Linked DNA regions of Homo sapiens: region 2 is linked to region 1. Evidence: read pairs that join two places in POLR2A ChIA-PET (ENCODE). Cell type or tissue: K562. All regions are shown on one strand. Each heading gives the region's core, and the rest is flanking DNA. Links, peaks and the distances in the headings are about the cores only. Region 1 overlaps ABHD2 (abhydrolase domain containing 2, acylglycerol lipase). Region 2 overlaps RLBP1 (retinaldehyde binding protein 1).

Region 1 (7,434 bases), core at 1,373-6,372:
CCAGCTTCCTTTCAGTATTTTAGTAAGGGCACGTAAAAGTGCCCGATTAAATGTTCCTGTTTAACTGGTGACTCAGTCTTCAGACATTTTTAGTTTGGTAACTTTCTTTGTGGAAGCTCATGGGTTAGTAGCCATTCCTGACATTTAAATGTGAGGTTCACGTTTTCCTGCATTGGGTAACTTGACTCCCCCTGAGAACTTGTAGACTATTTTCTGAAATTCCAGCAGATTGAGTGTGTGACCTTATGACTTTGTGGAAGAAATATGGCTAAATAAAACTGTTATCACATGAGTAGGTTTGCACAGAAAGACAATTTCAAGGACTTATCTTGAATACAACAAAGGGCAACCTTGCCGTAAATACATTTAATTATCTGTCAATCCCTCCAGTTCTCTTCTACTAAATTGTGTGTGACTTGATGATCCCTTCACCTTGTAGGACCTGGTTTGTAAGAGATGGACTGGATCAACCAAGGGCTTTATCCTTCCTTGTTATGGTAACCCACTCCCGCCCTTTCAGGGCAGTCCCTGGCTTGAGTTAGTTAATGTTCAAAAATCAGTGTTTCTCAGCATCTCTGGAAAACAGGATTGGCCCTATTGTTTCCAGGGCTTTCCCATCCCTTCTGGCTTGAGGTGGTGGTGGTGGTGAGAGGAGGTCTTTTTTTTTTTTCTTTTAAACAATAGAGACGGAGTTTCTCCATGTCACACAGGCTAGTCTTGAACTCCTGGGCTCAAGCAATCCACCCTCCTTGGCCTCCCAAATGGCCAGGATTATAGATGTAAGCCACTGTGCCCAGCCGAGAGGTGGTCTTTTAAAACCCAGAGTATTGGCCAGGTGCAGTAGCTCACGCCTGTAATTCCAGCACTTTGGGAGGCCGAGGCAGGTGGATCACCTGAGGTCAGGAGTTCGAGACCAGCCTGGCTAACATGGTGAAACCCCGTTTTTACTAAAAATGCAATAAATTAGTGGGGCATGGTGGCACCCACCTGTAATCCCAGCTACGCCAGAGGCTTGAACCCAGGAGGCAGAGGTTGCAGTGACCTGAGATTGTGCCATTGCACTGCAGCTTGGGCGACAAGAGCGAAACTCCATCTCAAAAACAAACAAACCCAGAGTATTTGAGCACCGTGATGACTCCATTCCACAGAACCCTCTGTGGGAGGACACGTGGTCCTAGACCAACACCGATTTGCTAAAAGGTGGGTCTGTGAGCTGCTGGCTAAGGTGCTCACTCACCTCATTAGACCTTACCGAGAGTGAGAACAGGGCCGGGTCGCCAGGGCTGTGCAGTTCCCGAAGCCTCCTGGCTATGTTCTGAGGCTCTCCCATCCCATGGCAGTGAAAGACTCAGAGGACACAAAGGCACAACTCAGACGGGGATGGCTAGGCCTTCTCCCCAAAATCATCTGGGCTTGTTTTCGTCCCTGCAGAATGGTTTTTTTCCCCCTATGATGGCTCTGACTAATTTAGTTAAATGGCAGATAAAGTGGGGAGAAGGTGGCCCATTTCCTCCTTACTTTCTCTCCAAGGGTGTCATGTTGCCCACATTTAAGGTTGACCACTTTTATCTGGTGTAGCAAGTTCAATAGTGACCCTCCAAAATTTATGTCCCATCTGAAACCAGTGAATGTGACCTTATTTGGAAATTGGGTCTTTGCAGATGTAATCAAGTTAAGATGGGGTTGTACTTTTATCTAAGCTGCCACCAAAGAGGCTGAAAAATCAGAATGACATGGGATGGAAACAGACCATGTTTTTGGGGTGGTGTGCTGTGGCCTTCTGCTGTCCTTCTCCTGACATCCTCACAGGGTACTTTGGGGGACAAAGTTTTATCTCAGGGCATTACAGTTTGCTGGGAGATCCAGGCTAGGCAAGAGGGGATTTTTACCTGCAGGGAAGAATGGGTAGTCTTTCCATGGGCAGGAGAAGCCCCTCAGCAGGAGAGGGGTGGTGTCAGGAGCAGGGGTTCCAGCTGTGCACTGCCAAGGATGCATTTTAGCACAGAAAACAAGAACAATGCATCTTGGAACTGTTTATGGGACATGATGATCACCACTTAGTATCCAGTGATTTATTAAGTCTAACATGGTTCCATTTTAGAAGATATGGTTCCATTTTAGAAGAATCAAGAAGAGTATGTCCTGGAATTAATTTTAAACTCATTGGAGGAGGCCCAAGCAGTTAATCAGCTAGTGAGTTCATTGCTAATGAGACTTGTGTGTCAGTTAGGAAGGAGTATGTTTTGTGGTCGTTTCTATCTGTCAACTTAGGTTGTTTACTGAGGCAAAATGGAGGAAAGTTTAATAGTGGAGATGGTAATAGCGAATATTTTGCGGTAGTACCCCAAAATATTAAAAATACGGTAGTATTGTATGCCGGCATTGTTTTAAAATGCTCTTTATGTATTAACATGTTCAGTTTACAGATGGTGTTCAGAGGGATTAAGGAACTTGCCCCAGGACAAACACTGTGGCTGGATTTGGCACTGGCTGTGTCACTGCAGGACTGGACCCTAAATGAAATTTACATCTTCAACCAGATGGAATTGGAACAGAGAAATCCTTTAGGGGTTTGGTTTGGTTTTCCTTGAGAGGTATTTGCCTTAGGACCCATAAGTATCAAAGCTTGTTGTGCTAGGTCCTTGAGGGTTGCAAGGAAGAGAGATCTCCCCCTCCCCCAGCTGTCTGTGTCCTCTGAGCTCTCTCACTTTGCTGATAGCTAAGAGGAAAGGAAAGGATGGTTCTGATAGCTGAATCACAGAGGCAAAGAAGCCAAGCCAATAAGTATTTATTCACAGAATGCAATTTGTATTATGTTAAGAAGTCATCTGTGGGTGTTCATGTCAGTTAGCTGTCATCTGAATTGATGGGAGCGTGTCTGAGTAACAAGGGTCCTTTCAGAAGGAAGTGGCAAACGGTCCCTTCAGCCACTAAGGACAGGAGCGTGGAACTCCTGAGTCATGAGAGGTAATTTGGGCATATTCTCTCACCATTCTAGAAGCTAGAAGTTTGAAAACAGGTTTTACAAGGTTGGCTCCTTCCTTAGGCTCTGAAGGCAAGACTGTTCCCTGCTTGTCTCCTCTTCTGATGGTTGCCAGCCATCCTTGGCATTGCTTGCTGTAGATACGTGGCTCCAGTCTCCACTTCCATCTTCACGTGGCCTCCTCCCCTCTGTATCTGTGTCTTTGTATCCAGATTTCACTTCTTCCAAGGACACCAGTCATGGGGTTAGGACTCCCTCCAACGAGTACGACCCCATCTTAACTTGATTACATTTGCAAAGACCCAATTCCAAATACCGTCACATTCACTGGTTTCAGATGGACATGAATTTTGTGGGGAGGGTCCCTATTCAACTTGCTACACCAGGTAATGGGTTTCCTTTGTTTGGGATCTCTCTGCTCTGTTTGTTCGTGCTTTCCGCACTGTAAGTTGTGTCCTGTCAGTGAATATTGGTGTTCCAAGGCTGAAAGCATCACGATCCCATGCAGGTGGAATGAATATGATGAAATTATTGGCACAGCTGAAAGAAAATATATAACTGTTTAATTTATTTGAAGAAAGAACAAAGGCCCTGAGGGTTGTTAGTTCTTAAGAATTTTACTGTGTAATCATCTATGAAGTAGGCTGGAAAATGGCCGTTTTCTGTTACAAAGTACAGCGATAGTTTTTTCCTGTGCTCTTTAGCCGAGGACCGCAATTCTGTCCCTAGAATCTCAGACATTTCTAGCTGAAAGAGACCTTTGGCATCATCTACTTCTAATCTAACCTTCTCATTTTACAGATGGGGCCTTTAGGGCCCAAAAAGATTAAGTGCCTTGATTCAAGGTCATCAGCCAGGAAAGGGCAGAGCAGACACTAGGACCCAGGTCTCAGAGCCCCCAGACTGGAGCTTTTCCCAGTGCAGTGGCAGTTTCTCACTCTATCTGTGCCTCCATCTGAAAATAATGCTTTTAGCCAGGGGAGAGCAGAAAGAGGCATGGGAGACACAGCTCAGGCCTTCACCTCTGGTGGAAATACCAGTCAAGCTTGTCTTAGAGACCAGGGGCAACACTGGGAGCTCCTTTGGTGACTAGATGTTGGGCATTTGGTAGCACCTTGGTTTCCTTTGTTAATGCGGACTATAAATGGAATTCTGACTACCATTTACAGCACCTAAATCCCATTCATAAAATGGCAGGGAAGGTGTGGGCTAGCCGACAGAGAAGGGATTGCCACAGGGACACAGGAAGCCCAGCCCATCATGAAGGTGGAGCTGGGTTTGGGGTGGGGGTAGGGAGACGCTTCCTTTCCATCTGCGACATACCCAGCCCTCCAGCTGTTCTCTGTGACTTCTTTTCCCTATCTAGGCTGCCTGATGTTCATTTTAACTGGATTTCACCTGTCTGGAAAGTGGGGAGGGCCACACAAAATAATACAATGGAATCAGAGTTTGCTGTATCTAGAACAAGTTCAGAATATTAATATATAGTGACAAGTCAGACTTGGGGAAAAAAGAATACCATAAAACAAAATGCAGCAAGATAAAGTGAATGTGAAAATTTTTCTTCTAAAATTACTTATCTCCTCATTTAATACCTATGTATATGCACGTACATGCACACACTCATACTTACACATGCTTCTACATTTTATACAGTCGTTCCTGTATATCCTTGGGGAAATAGTTCCAGTTCCCCTGCAGATACCAAACCCACAGATGATCAAGTCTGATATAAAATGACATAGTATTTGCATATAACCTATGCATATCCTCCTATATACATTAAATCATCTCTAGATTACTTATAATACCTATTACAAAGTAAATGATGTAAATAATTTAAATACTGTATTGCTTTTATTTAAATTTTTCTTTTTATACTATCTTTTCTCTTATTTTCTTTTTTTTTATTTTTTAAGACGGACTCTCACTCTGTTGCCCAGGCTGGAGTGTGGTAGTGTGGCAACCTCCACCTCTCAGGTTCAAGTGATTCTCCTGCCTCAGCCTGGGATTACAGGCACGTGCCACCATACCTGGCTAATTTTTTTGTATTTTTGGTAGAGATGGGGTCTCCCCATATTGGCCAGGCTCATCTTGAACTCCTGGTCTCAAGTGATCCGCCCGCCTCGGCCTGCAAAGTGCTAGGATTACAGGCGTGAGTCCCCTGCACCCGGCCTTATTGTCTTTTTTTTCAAAAATTTTCATCTGATTGGTTGAACCTGCAGTTAAGGAGGAACAACTGTACTTCATTCGCTAAGGCTGGGTTCTAGATCTAGCTGCTCCATGAGGACTTCCTTGCTTAATTTTTTTTTTTCTGGACTGATTTTTATCTAAGCTTCTAAAGTACAGATAGCCTTAACATAAATTTCTTTTCTCCCTGGTTAAAATGAGAATTTACTTAACTGCCAACCTTCACAGTGCTAGGTGCACAGGAGGTAGTCAGGTACTTAATTAAGCCTGCTGAAACTCCAGGGAGTACCCCCAGGGACATGCAGAACTGACCTGTACCTCAGGACTTCAGGTTGAAACCTTGGATCGAGGCTGTGTAGTTGGACCACAATAATTATAAATCTCTCATAGAATTGCCTTCCCTGAATTGAATTGAATTTTAAAACCTTGGCATTTTTTGAGGGTTGAGGAAATTAATTCTCTACTGCATTTGCTATTTAAAAAAAGTTGTGGGAGGACATTGTCTGTCACATCACTCAAGGTCCCCTTACATAAAGTCCCACATTTTTTTTAAATAATTCTGTGCCAGATAAGCCCTGTTTCCACAGAGTTTCTCTTATGCCACTGGGCGTAAGAGCACAATATATGTTAGCTCTCTTTCCATTTTGGAAACCATAGGTCTGACTGGGTTTCCCTTTTCCCCCTGACAGTCAGAAAGCTCAGATAAATTAATTAAAGCATAATCACATGCATTAAAGCTTTATCACATATATAATTGTTGTGTATGTTGACATACATATTTTCCTTTCCAGTGTTTTAAAATTTCTCCTTAGATTTTCTTAGTTGCTATTTTAAAGCTTTGTTCTAATAATAAAAATGTTTGTAGTCATTATGAATTTTGGGAAATAGAAAAAAAGAAGTCGCCAATACTCTTATAACGCAGTGATTTTAGCATTCATAAAGATTTGAATATATAATTTTCCTTCTATATCTTTAGAAATTGCCAAGTAAAACAGTCTAGAAGTCACAGTGGCTTCAACTGCTCATTCTCTCATGTAAAAGAAGTCCTGAGATAGGCAGTCTAGATCTGATATGGTGGCTCCATTAAGTTGTCAAGAATTCAGATTTCTGTCTCTCTGCCCTGCTGTCATCTTAATGGGGCTCCTAGAGAGACTTCAAGGTCACTTCATGGCCCAAGAGGGCTGTTAGAGTTGCAGCCATGTTTTCTGCATTCCAGGGATGCAAGAAGGGAAAAGGGCAGACAAAGGGTGAACTCCCTGCCCTCTAAGGAGCTTTCCCAAAAATTAGATCTACCCCTCCAGAGCTGACCAGAATTTAGTTACATGGACTCACCTAGCTAAGGGAAGCCAGAAAGCATTCACCAGTCTTATACATTTCCATATCTTTCCCTATGCATATAGATTCAGTAAGGGTGTTTTCTTGAAGCTGTCTCAAATAGTTTGTGGAAAGAGTTAAGGTATAAATAAACCTCAATGAAAATATCAATAAATAAAAGGCACTACATCTTGTTATCCTATCAGCATTGCCACTCTGCCTTTCCATCATTTTTTCTAGGGATTTTTTATTTATATATATATATATTGATTGTATATTTTTCAAATATTCAGTCAACACAGACCTTTTCAGGGCTAGAAGGGACCTTAGATGCTTTTCTCCAAAGGTTGCATATTCAGATGCTTACGGGGACCATTCAGGTACCATACATTATTAAAGCGGGCCAGGGATCAGTGTTGAGGTCACCACTAATAGGGAGTGGTGGGGACTGTGGCCACCTGGAGAGAGCTTGCTGGGTCTGAAGCGGGGCAGCCCTGCTCAGCTCTGTCCATTGTTGCCGTGTGAGAATGCTGGCCCTGTGTTGCCAAATCTTCTGATTTTGTTTCCAAGAGAAACCAGAAATCTAGATTTTTATCTGAAATCTCCTGGTGTTAATAATATGGCAATGAATAAATTAATTTTTTTTAAATGCCAGCTGAATGCAACACTGCCTGCCCCATGGGCTGCCAGTTTAGGATCTTTGATCTGGTCCATGCCCTGTTTTTCATTTGGCAGCCAAGCCTGTGGGGTCAGGTGGCCTGTGATGTGGCTGAAGACTTTGCTCTTCCGGCCCCACCTCACCACAGCCTGGTCCTCTATGACTAATTTGTCTCAGAATAGGGACAGATAATAATTGGAAGCTGGGCAAGACTGTTCTGAAGGTTAATTGATTCTTTCCTTCAATGGGCTTTGTTTTTCTTCTGAGGTCATTTTGGTGTGGTAGAATC
Region 2 (7,434 bases), core at 2,177-7,176, 110 kb after region 1:
CTCCCACTCATTCCCTGCTGCCTCTCCTCATGGCATAGAACAGACTTGTCCAGCATCACAGGGCTGCCCTGGAGAAGGGCCCACTGAAGGTCCTATTTCCAGGCCAGCAACTAGGGATCCCTGGCTCACTGTGGCCCAGACTGCACGGAGGAAGCCCCAAGATTCATAAGACCCAACCCTCTCCCTGCTGATGCAAATTAAACTGGGAATTAGGAAAAGAAATGAAAGTAGCCTTGCTTGACCTTTTGGTGAGTTTTTTCAAACCCACTTGCCTGCCGAAGGGACTGCAAACTATTACAAACGACAGGAACAGTATTATCATCCCTCATTGTCCATCAGCCCCTCCCACAACCTCCACCTCCCACCCCTCCTTTCCCAATACACAGAGCAGATCTAAGATGGCTCTAAGAAAGGACTCCTGACATGTCAGCACATATAGGAGTGAGTTATCAGAGGGTTAGTGATAATCCCTTTCTCGGGGTGAATCCACATTCAAAGAGAGGCAGTGCGACATATGTGGACAGACAACATGGGATTCCAGGTCAGAAGATGCAGGTTCAAGTCTGGCCTCTGCCGCTTTATTGCTGTGTGACCTCGAGATGTCTCTTAAATCTCTGAGCCTTCGTTTCCAGGTTTGAAAAATGAAGCAGGGAAGGAGGGAGAGAATGCTCTCAAGGAGTCGATGGAAGAATGAAAGGGAATACTTGGCAAACTGTCAATCACTATGCAGGTGCTTATGGTTGGGACTGTGGCTGTCACTGCTCTTTATGGCGCGAGGTGGTCCAACTTCTCAGTTCCCTGCAAGCACCATGAAAGGAGGCCCAGCCTCTCAGCCTCCCCAGCTGTGGGAGGCTGCCGTGCGACAGAACTCTAAGCCTCACCTGGAGCATGTCCACCATCTTCCTGAGATCTGAAGTCCGGAGACTAGCAGCCTGCTGCATGGTAAAGCCCTTGAAGTTCTCAATGATGCAGAAGCCATTGATTTGAGTTTCCTCATTCTCCAGCAGCTTCTCCAGGATGAAGCAATATGCCTGCAAGATCTTGGGCACAGAGAGAACAGGCTGTAAGATCTAACCCGCAACAATAATTAAGGCTTGAGGTCCTGAGGGGAGAGCTAATTGGTACATTCTTCACTGGGGTAATTTGCTGCAGGCTTTGATCTCGGACATTCCACTTCTGTGAATGTATACCAAGAAAACAAGTTCAAATGTCACATCCATGCTTAGAGGCCAGAAGGTTTATCCCAGTACTCTTGCAATAGTGGGAACATTGGAGACAACCTAAATGTCCAACAATGGGAACTGGTGAAATTATGGTACATTTATGCCATGGAATACTCTGGAACAATTAAAAACAATACAGAAGACTAATAATACAGGAAAATGTGCATGATATATTATTGTAGAATATAATCCCATTATTGTAAGAAAAATGTGTGGGCTGGGTGCGGTGGCTCACGCCTATAATCCCAGCACTTTGGGAGGCCGAGGCAGGTGGATCACCTGAGGTCAAGAATTCAAGACCAGCCTGGCCAACATGGTGAAACCCCATCTCAACTAAAAATACAAAAAAATCAGCTGAGCATGGTGGCAGGCACCTGTAATCCCAGCTACTTTGGGAGGCTGAGGCAGGAGAATCACTTGAACTTGAGAGGCAGAGGTTGCAGTGAGCCGAGATCACGCCACTGCTCTCCAACCTAGGCGACAAGAGCAAAACTGTGTCTCAAAAAAAAAAAAAAAAAGAAAAATGTGTGTGTGTGTGCGCGTGTGTGTGTGTGTGTATGTGCGTGCATACATGTATGAAAAGATTGGAAGGATGTCAATAGTAGAGCTCTCTAGGTAGTAGAATTGCAAATGATTTTAAATTTGTCTGTAATTTTTTTTTTGAGATGGAGTCTTGCTCTGTCACCCAGGCTGGAGTGCAGTGGTGCGATCTTGGCTCACTGCAACCTCTGCCTCACAGGTTCAAGCGATTCCCCTGCCTCAGTCTCCCAAGTAGCTGGGATTACAGGTGCCTGCCACCATGCCTGGCTAATTTTTGTATTTTTAGTAGAGACAGACAGGGTTTCACCATGTTGGCCAGGCTGGACTCGAACTCCTGACTTCAGGCAATCCACCCACCTTGGCCTCCCAAAGTGCTGGGATTACAGGCATGAGCCACTGCGCCCAGCCAATTTTTTGTATTTTCTAAAATGAGTAGATATCACTTACGTAATAAGAAAAAACATATATTTAAGTCTCTTCCTTAATACACACAGATAGGCAGGTGTGCATTTCAGTCCTACAGCCAGTGTCTTATTTGATGGGAAAACCCTAGAGGCATCCTTACTAAGATCAGGAATTAGATAAAGACTTCACCATCTCTGCCACCATTTAATTCTATATTGAAAGTACTAACCAATGCAATCAATTTGTTAAAAAAAAAAAAATCAGGGGCATAAGAAGTGGAAAGGGAGAAGAAAAACTATCTCCTCTACTTACAGATAGTATTATAGTATACTTAGAAAACCCCAGAGAATCCATTATAAAACTAACATAAATTTTAAAAGAGTTCAGTAAAATAGGGGGATATACAATTAAAAAACAAAAACAATAACCTTCATTTATACAAACAATAACCAACTAGAAGATATAATGGAAGAAAGAGCCCCATTTTTAGCAATGACAACAAAATTAATACCTAAGACAAATTTAATGAAAAATGTGCACAACGTTGTGAGGAAAAAATTTTTAAAACCTTTTTATTTTTCAGAAGCAGAGTCTCTCTCTGTCCCCCCAGATGAAGTGCAGTAGCACAGTCATAGCTTATGAAGAAATCTTTAAAACACTCCTGAAAACTCAAAAGTAGGCTTGAAGAAAACAGAAGGCATCTCACATTTGTGGATAGGACAACTGGCCAGGAATGTGACATTCTGAAAGAAGCCAGCTCTCCCCAAGCTTGTTATTTATGTTTAATATTATCCCCAAAACATACTCCTAATATTTCTCCTAAAGCTAGACAAATTAATTCTGAAGATCATAGGGGGAAATAAACATGCAAAAGTAGCTAGAAAAGCCCCCCAAAAAGCAGATCACTAAGGACAAAACTAGCCCTAACAGATTAAACATGCCACAAAATCTCTATCATCGAAACAGTATGATATTGGAGTATGAATAGATAAAGAGACCAATGGAACAGAATAGAAAGTCCAGAAATAGACCAAGCACATACGAAAATATAAAACATGATAAAGATGGCATTTCAAGTCATTGAAAAAAGATGGACTTTTTAATAAATTGTGTTGGCACAACTAGATAGCATTATCTAAAATTAGTTTGGGCCAGGTGCGGTGTCTTATGCCTGTAATCCCAGCACTTTGGGAGGCCGAGGTGGGCGGATCACTTGAGCTCAGGAGTTTGAGACCAGCCTGGCCAACATGGTGAAACCCCGTCTCTACTAAAAATACAAACATTAGCTGGGCATGGTGGCGTGCGTCTGTAATCCCAGCTACTTGGAAGGCTGAGGCTTGAGGATCGCTCGAACCCAGGAGGCGGAGGTTGCAGTGAGCTAAGATCATGCCACTGCACTCCAGCCTGGGTGACCAGAGCGAGACTCCATCTCAAAAATAAATAAATAAAATAAAATAAGTTTGTAGCAGTTTTTTTTTTAAATTAAAGGAATCTTTTTCAGGCTCAGTGGCGCATGCCAAAGTTCTCCCAAGACAAACCCTAATTCCCCAACTTGGGGCAGCCCCCTTAACGGCTCAGACAAGCAAAATTGCGTACACAATTTTGCGAGCACAAAGAACTCGGGCTCCTAAATAGATTGGAACCTGTGCTTTCCAGAATCTCTTCCAGCCTATAGTCCACTAATCCCTGTTCTCTCTGTTGCTCTCAGCATTTAGCATGTGGCAGGGCAGCCCCCAGCTCATGGCACACAGCTGTTACCCCCACTTGGCACTTGGCAGGGATACCCAGGAAGAGCCATGTATTATTGACCATCAAGCTCCACCTGCAAAGCTACTGGGTTTTCCAGCTGCCCTGGCACATCCTAGGAATTCTCTCCCTGCCTGGAAAGGGCTAGGTGGCAGGTGGCTGCCCACCTTTCCCCCTCTACAGACCTTGCCTCCTGGAGAACCAGGAATGAGGGCCCAGTAGAGGCCAGGGTTGAGGGAGGGAACCCAGCCCACAGGGTGGGAGCCAGGCGAGCCCCCACTAACCTCATCAAAGGTGATTTCTTGACTTTGCCAGTTCTCAATGTTGAAGAGCATGACCACTCGGCCATACTTGTCCCGACTAGAGAGGACACCAGGGTAGCCAGCTTCAATGGTGCAGCGGACAGCCTCTGGGGACAGGCTGTCAAAGAGCTCAGGGTACTGCAGCCGGAAATTCACATAGCCTGGAGGAAGGAGAGCAGAGGAACCCCCTCAGGGAGCCATCCCATCCCTACCCCATCCCTCCTAGTGGGACTCAGAGACCTGACCTCCTGCCAGGTCCTATGTGTGACCGAGCTGGCTACTCAACCTATCCGAGCCCCATGTTTCCTCTCCAAAAAATGGGATCTCGATATTGACCTATCTATTCTAGATAGTCTAGATAGTGGCCTATCTCACCAAATTGTTGTGGCAATCAAATGAGATTCAAGGTGTAAACATCATCATAAGCTTGGGCAAACATGAGGCATAGTCTTAAATATGAGGATAATCATTACTTGTTATTTTCTTCCCCATGGGGACAAGACACAGATTTTTCAGCTGGGCACAGGATAAGCTGAGTGGTGAGGTGTGCACAGGGCTGAGGAGAAGCTCCCAAGTAAAATCCAAACCCCAAGCAGGACACAGAGCTCCTGATTCCAGCAGCACCTCTACGGTCCACAAACACCATCCTTACCCATCCTGAGCAGTTCCCCACCTCTGTGGCCTGCACCACCAAATTTGAGCCCCTAGAGGACCTGGGCACCTCTGCCAAGAGACTGCCACATCAACTTGCTCACTGCTCTGGAACACTCTGGGCACCTCCCAACCCCTGGCCTTTGTCTTTGCTGTTGCCTCTGCCCTGGCTGCTCTTCCCCACAGATATCTCATTTCCTTCGGGTTTTTCTTCAAAATTCCCTTTGCACTGGGACTTCCCTGGCCACTTTATCTAAAACTTCAGCCCCTCAAGACTTTATATCCACCTCCTTAATTTCTTTCCTTATTCCTTACCATTATTTAACCCTATATAATTTTACTTTATTTATTGGATGTATTGTTTCCACCATTAGAATATGAGTTCCACCAGGGCAGGGAACTTGTCTGTTTTGTCTCCACTGCATCCCTTGGCCTAAAACAGTTCTTGGCACAGCATGGCCCTGAATTACCATTTGGAGAAGGAAGAAGTAGGAAAAGGAAAATCATTAGCCTGCAGAGGGCCCACTCAGACCCCATTTCCGTCCACCAGTGCCCAAGATTCGATTTCTTGAGGGAACCACCCCCTTTTTTTTTTTCTTTCTTTCTTTTTTGAGATAGAGTTTTGCTCTTGTTGCCCAGGCTGGAGTGCAATGGCACGATCTCAGCTCACCGCAACCTCTGCCTCCTGCGTTCAAGCGATTCTCCTGCTTCAGCCTCCCCAGTAGCTGAGATTACAGGCATGCGCCACCACGCCCGGCTAGTTTTGTATTTTTAGTAGAGATGGGGTTTCTCCACGTTGGTCAGGCTGGTCTCAAACCCCCGACTTCAGATGATCTGCCCGCCTTGGCCTCGCAAAGTGCTGGGATTACAGGCGTGAGCCACCGCAACCGGCCGATGATTTCTTGAGGCATCCTGTCTTCATCCAGCCAGCAGTGCCAGAGCGGTTCTGTCCCCGGGGTTCATTCCCAGGTCTGACACCATCTTCAGTTCCACTGCACATGAGGCTTAGGTAACTGCCCTGAGAGAGGCACTATCCACCTTCCTGCAGCATTCCAGAGCCAAAGCTTAGGTTCTCATGGTGGGGGTCTGGAGGGGAAATTCCTCCCCTCGTCACCCAAATGGGGTACCCAAGTTTTACTCATTGAATCCCAAGACTGGGAGAGAGTTGAGAGGACTCAGACCTCCAGAAATCTGCTCCTGACACACTTCATTCATTCATTCGTTCGCTCATTATCAGAGCTGACCCATTTTACAGGTAAGGATGTGGAGGCTCAGAGAAACTGACTTGCCCACAGTATGGAAGCAGGCCTGTTCAGTGCCAGGATGAGAGCGGATAGCATCCTCATGGCCTCCCGTCTTCCCAGGGCCGTCCCTCCAAGCACTGGCCTCACCTCTGAGCAGCTCATAGGCACGGCCCACGTTGAACTTCCGTGCGCGGATGAAGCGCAGGAAGAAGCCGCTGTCCTTCTCTTGCACCCTCTCCGCCACGGCCACCGCCAGCTCCTCCCCCGAGGCCGCCTGCGCCTGCACCATCTCCTGCAGCTCTCGCACTGCCTCCTCCCGGGTCTCCTCTCTCTCGTTCAGCTCATCCTTGGCCTAGAACAGGGTGGGGTGTGCATGAAGTTAAACTTAGGTGCGGGTGAGGGGCAGGACACACAGGTGATGAGTCTCCTGCCAGAGCTAGACCAGCCAAGGGGGCCCAGGGGTCTGCAGCCGCAGCTTTGCTTTTCTGCCCCAGGGGCAGCATCTGCACTGGCAACACCTGAGACTGTTGTGTGTGGAGAGAATTCGCATATTTGCAGAATATGGCCAACAGTCTAAAAGTTTCTAAAAATGACTGCCTACACTCACTGAGCCTTTGCCTAGCAACCTGCTAAGTCCTTTAAATGCACTGTGTTTTTTAATCTTTGCCACAGACCATCATGGTAGGTGTTCTTATCCCCAGCTCTCAGATGAGCAGACTGAGGCTCATAAAGGTGAAGATATTCTTGCTCAAGGTCACCCAGAGAGAAAGGAGTGGAGCTGGGACTCCTCTTTCCATCATTTCACTCTGCTGCCTCCCAGGCTTGATTCTGATTTTTTCAAAAACACGGCTCTCTGGCAGATGGCAGCCTGCCTCCTGCCCAGAGCCTCACATTCCTCCCCTCTGCTGGGTCAGGAGAACTCCTCCGTGCGCCTCAGGCAGCTCTCTCCTTGGACAGCATGAGGAGGGAAGGGAAAGGAGGGGGAGTAAAGTGTGAAGGAGCTAATAGCACCTTTCCCTTGAGATGCCCAAGGAAGCAGAGATGGAAGCTGGGTGCCCAGGCTCAGCTCAGCCACTTCTCATCCTCCCCAGCAGCCCTAAGACAGCTCTGTCAGCCTCCACAGAGCACAATCTGATCACCTCTGAGCTAGTCCACCAACCGTCTTTCATAGATACAGAAGGCAAGACCCAGAGATGGAAAGCAATCTGCCTAAGGTCACACAGCAAGCTGAAAGTAGGTCTGGTTCTGGAACTCAAGTCTCTTGCCTGTCTAGCAGGGGCAGCAGTTGGATCCTTGTTCCCCGGGGCCATTTCCAAACCAATG

Evidence for each region. ChIA-PET counts read pairs that join two places held together with the same protein. Peaks named below come from ENCODE experiments on the same cell type or tissue, not always from the same donor. Only the 100,000 strongest peaks of a DNase experiment are listed, where the experiment ranks them.
Region 2: POLR2A ChIA-PET joins it to region 1 with 5 read pairs; 4 of 35 experiments call an interaction of 5 or more read pairs at or near these places.

What each region holds. Positions count from the first base shown.
Region 1 is chr15:89,105,203-89,112,636 of GRCh38, forward strand. All of the region lies in intron 1 of ABHD2 (abhydrolase domain containing 2, acylglycerol lipase), which reads left to right. LOC124903573 reads right to left here and starts at 1,330. Exons shown (of 7, transcript XM_047433432.1): 1 at 1,238-1,330. The coding sequence starts at 1,330. RefSeq lists an enhancer at 6,047-6,585. In K562, for the core only: no CTCF peak of the experiment used is centred there; a DNase peak (open chromatin) is centred at 4,262.
Region 2 is chr15:89,210,862-89,218,295 of GRCh38, forward strand. RLBP1 (retinaldehyde binding protein 1) reads right to left here. Exons shown (of 9, transcript NM_000326.5): 5 at 6,259-6,463; 6 at 4,199-4,377; 7 at 882-1,040. Among named protein-coding and RNA genes, the nearest start is that of RLBP1, 7.0 kb to the right of the region's middle. In K562, for the core only: a CTCF peak has its summit at 5,378 (motif pointing right); no DNase peak of the experiment used is centred there; H3K27me3 peaks cover 2,960 bases.